2 separate regions of the Mus musculus genome follow, and region 2 is linked to region 1. Evidence: chromatin loops called from intact Hi-C (ENCODE). Cell type or tissue: left cerebral cortex. All regions are shown on one strand.

Region 1 (2,500 bases):
ACTAAACCCACACCTACCGCCTGGCACATAGCAAGTATACAACAACAGGTCGCTATTGTCTTATTCTTAAAGGTAGCCCTCTCGGTCACACTCTAAGTGGTACTCAACCTGTGGGTCATGACCCTTTCAGGAATTGAACACCCCTTTCACAGGGTTCCCATATCAGATATCCTGAATATAAGATATTTATACTATGATTCATAACAGTCACAAAACTATAGCTATGAAGTAGCAATAAAGACAAGTCTATGGTTGGGGGTGGTCACCGTAACATGAGGAGTTGTATTAAACGGGGTGCTGGAAAGGTTGAGAATTAGTGGTCTCAGGGGTGCCTCTGGGCAGATTTGAAAACTAACTTGCTGAGGTGATACAGATATTAAGTGATAGAGTCCAGATTTGAATTGGAACCCGGATAGCTTCCCGAATCACATCATATACCGTGGTCTAGGGAGAAGTGCTGACTCAGCACCTCTTACCAGCATTTCTGACCTTTTATCATCCTTTCGGTTCACCCAGGGTACCAGCCGTGAGGGTGTGGTTGATGCAACCTGTGCCAATGAAGACATCTTTCTGAAAAAGCAATGTGGCAGCTTGAAGATTTTTGCGGAGAGAAGAGTCTGAGTGAGGGACATCACACTTGCTGGGCTGTGGCCCGTCCTCTGTTATCCCCTGGGCTCTACGGTAACTTCCATAGATCAGGGTGGAGCCTGGGAAGAAGGCAAAGGCTGCAGTTTTAGGCTGTATGAGGGGCCTTGGGTGGGGTGCTAATTGTTCCTAATAATTCCCCAGGTCTCAGTTAAGTCTCAGTTAAGTGTTCCTGTGTGGGCTGTGATTGAAACCAGTACTCTCGGGGACTCAGCCTCACTTCTCGCCATCTGCCAGGTTCTATCATCTCCCGGTCACTTGAGCATCTGGGTCTGTTCAAAATGGAATTTACACCTAAGAGAGGCAGTTCATTACCCACACGGATTCCATGCCTGTCTTTGTCCTTGCCTAAGCTAAATGGATCTGAGAACACGCTCACTGGCACTAAGTCTCTTGCATTTAGACGCTGGCAGGAACTGTGCGCTTCTGCTGAAGTACACTGTTTTACAAGTTGAAACAAGGGAGTTTTTGTAAGCCTACTATTTAGAAAACAAACAAATACAACCCACATACAGCTATTTCAGAAATGCTACCACCCAGGAAAGAAACCCTTCTGCCAAAATGCCACCATATAAAGAAAGTGATTGAAGGGACACCATGAAATGCCACCTCCTTCCTATTGAGACTTGGAAAGAAAAGAAATAGTCTGCGTAACTTTGCAAACATCTTTCCTAACCATTCATCCTTTTAAAAACATACAATGTATTTTATTGAATCATATAATGCTACATTTCTTTATCTAATATTAATAAAGTTACTTAATCACTTCTGTAGCAAGAACTTTTGAGGAGACTGGGGAGATAGCTTGGTCAGTAACATTCTTAGTGTGCAAGCTAAGGGTCTAAATCCAACTCTCAGAACATGTGTTAAAACTGCTGATGTGGGAACGCCCACTTGTGGCCCCAGCAGTTGGAAGAGACAGGAGGGACCTGGGGGTTGCTGGCTACCTGGCCTTGCCTACTTGGTAAGCTCTATGCCAGTGAAGTGGCTTCCAGAGCCAAAGTAGATCGTTCCGGAGAATGACACCCAAGGTGTCCTCTGGCCCGTGTGGCATGTGCCCACATACATGTACCCAACTTCACATATGAATACACACATACGACAATTAAAACCTTTAGGATAGTGATAAATTGAAAAAGAAAAGGGATTTCTGGATTGGCTATTAGAAGACCCATGTTCTTAACTTGAATATTTCTGAGTACAAAAGTGAATAACTTCAAAACTCAGTGGACAAAGGCTATACTAATAGTCTATTCTCTCTCACAGTGTCTGTGGCCGGGAATTTGGTTCTGGCTCATGAGGGTGATGGAACAAGTTAGCTAGAGCTGCAGCCATCTGCATCTGTTCCCACGAGGACCATGCTCACTTCATGGGGAAACTGACATCAGGGACCCTCAGGTCATCTCTAAATCAGTCTCTCCACAGACGCAAGCACATCCTTAAAGCAGAGGGTTGTTATCCCCCAGGACAATCTGATAGACCGTCCACAACACCATCAGTCACTTCCACTCTCCCCTCCTCTCTGCCATACTGATATGGTCCCACAGGCCAGGTGTAACTCAGTGTGCTGGGGAGATTGTATGGATTGTGGCTAGAAGACAATAAGCCATGGCAGCCACCTTATGGGCTCTCAAACTAACCGGTTCTGGGGTAGTTTCTGCTATGGTTTGAATATGTCCTCAAAGAGTCACCTGTTGGTGAACTGTGGACGTAGCTCAGTGACAGAGCCTACCCTTGCCCAGCAAGAGTCTAGGTTCATGTGTTGGAAATACAATTTCCATATTTATATACTAATGGTATTGGAGGTGGAACTTTGAGAAGTAATTAACATTGGATGGGCTCCTGTAATGGCACA
Region 2 (2,500 bases), 450 kb before region 1:
AATCAACAAACACCAGCAACTCCCATAGATATCTCTCAACATCAATGATCTCAATTCTCCAATTTAAAACACACACACATACACTAACAGGATGAATGAAAAAATAGTCCATCTTTCTGCTTCATCCAAGAAACACACCTTAATATCAAGGATTCACATCACCTTAGGGTACAAAGATAGAAAAGGATATTCCAAGTAAACTGACCTGAGGCAAGCTGGTGCAGTCATTTTAATATCTGAATTAAAGCCAAAACTAATCAGAAGAGATAGGAAAGAAAGGCCTTACACACCTAAAGAACGATCTACCAAGAGGACATTATAATTCTTAACACCTCTGCCCCAAACACAAAGGCAGCCAAATTAGCAAAATAAGCACGACTATAGCTTAAATCACACACTGACCCTCACACATGGACAGTGGGAGACTTCAATACCCAGCTCTCACCAACAGACAGGTAATCCAGACAAACACTAAACAGAGAGATGCCAAAGCTAAATGACGATATAAACCAATATTATAAACAGATATTTACAGAACATTCCACCCAAGCACAAAAGAATATACCTTCTTCTCAGCATCTCATGGAGCTTTCTCCAAAACTGACCACATGCTTGGACACAAACCAAGTATAAGAGATACGAGAAAACGGTAATAACATCCTGCATTCTATCTGAAAACCAGAGATTAAAGCTGGATATTAACAACAGAAACAACAAAAATCTTACAAATTGATGGAAACTGGACAGCTCACGACTGAGAAAAAAGTGGGTCGAGACAAAAATTAAGACAGAAACTAAAAACTTTCTAGAGTTTAATAAAACTGAAAACATGCTGGACGGTGGTGGTGCACGCCTTTAATCCCAGCACTTAGGAGGCAGAGGCAGGTGGATTTCTGAGTTCGAGGTCTATAAGGTGAGTTCCAGGATAGCCAGGGCTATACAGAGAAACCCTGTCTCAAAAAACAAAAACAAAACAAAAACAAACAACAACAACAACAAAACTGAAAACACAACAAATCCAAAATCAGTGGACACAAGGAAAGTGATTCTAAGAGGCGTGTTCATAGTACTGAGTCTACACAAAAGCATCGGCAAAATCGCATATTGATAACTGAAGAGCACACCAGAAAGAAATGTTCAATATCCTCAGCCATCTCAAAACTACTCTGAGGTTTCACGCTGCATCTGTCAGAACGGCTAAGATCCATGAAACAAATGACAGCTTGAGCTGGAGAGTAAGGGGAACGCTGCTCCATTGCTGGTGGGAGTGAAAACTGTGTACAGCTACTATGGAAACCAGCATAGTTATTCCTCAGATATCAGTGGGTTGTTCCTCAGAAAGTTGAGTCAATCCACCTCCAGATCCAGCTATCCCACTCGTGGCCCTTTATCAAAAGGATGCTTCATCTTACCAGAGAACCGAGCTTGACAATGGTTACTCTTGCAACACTCACTGCAATAGGAATTTTAAAAGTGGCAGGATTTCTCTATCTCCAGCTATCCCAACTGAATGAAACTGAATCTACTAGAATTATATAATCAAGCTTTACTGCACAGTACCTGGGCAGTCATTGATTTATTCTAATCCTCTAAGCTTATCTGGCTACTTCCCAGCCAAAATTCATGAGATACTTGCATTTTAGTAACGGTCTGGCTCTCTGGGCCTCAGGTATGGTCTCCCATGATGTCTCCCTGACCCCTTCCTCAAGGCCAATTCTCTCTCCCTCTCCATCTTCCTCTCTCTCTCCCCACCCCCTGTCTGGTGGAAATCCTGCCTTATTCTCTCTTCTGTCCAGCCATTGGCTGGCTAGCTTTGATTGACAAGTCAGAGAATAAATGGGAAACGATATTTCTACAAACTTAGAAACAGGAAATACAGTGCCAAGTCCAGATTGCAACAAGATATGGGGGCAGAGAAACCAGTATTTGAACATGGAGAAGCCAATGTACATGGTGCCTACCCAGAGCCCTCACCTCAACATACTAACATCTTTGACACAAGGAGGTTCTCTGTGGGCTATCAAAGGAGAAATGTAAACACAGAAATATTGAACTAGAAAAGCCAGGAGTGGTCCCAGGCCATCTATGTGTTCCAAGGAGCTTTCCAAGTGATTCTGATGGATGTAAAAATATTAGAGCCACTGCATTCAGAGAGGCCATCTATAGTCAATGACATTTACGTGGTCACTGTGGTTATCTTCAATGAAATGCCTTTTTGTGGAACTAGCAGTAACCACCATGCCACATGTAATGGGCAGAAACCACAAGGTCAGCTAGCTGCTTCCTCCTGCTTCAGAAGGATGTGTGTGTGTGTGTGTGTGTGTGTGTGTGTGTGTGTGTGTACATATACACACTGTAGAGGCTCTGAGCATATTTTTGGTTCAAACCATGATTAGAAAACAAGAGAATTTATGAATTTCCTAATAGGATTGTATAGAGACAAACTCTAGATGCATCTTCAGCAAGTGATGAACTAAAATCTTTGTTGAAATCAGAGCTG

The links. Hi-C counts contacts between places; a loop is a spot of excess contacts. Peaks named below come from ENCODE experiments on the same cell type or tissue, not always from the same donor. Only the 100,000 strongest peaks of a DNase experiment are listed, where the experiment ranks them.
Region 2: it touches region 1 in a loop (2.2-fold over the local background); 1 of 42 quality-filtered maps calls a loop at or near these places.

Annotation. Positions count from the first base shown.
Region 1 is chr3:122,358,115-122,360,614 of GRCm38, reverse strand. No RefSeq gene overlaps it. Among named protein-coding and RNA genes, the nearest start is that of Gm4610, 33 kb to the left of the region's middle. In left cerebral cortex, no CTCF peak of the experiment used is centred here; a DNase peak (open chromatin) is centred at 1,056.
Region 2 is chr3:122,810,022-122,812,521 of GRCm38, reverse strand. All of the region lies in intron 11 of Pde5a (phosphodiesterase 5A, cGMP-specific), which reads right to left. Among named protein-coding and RNA genes, the nearest start is that of 4930447N08Rik, 9.3 kb to the right of the region's middle. In left cerebral cortex, no CTCF peak of the experiment used is centred here; a DNase peak (open chromatin) is centred at 1,326.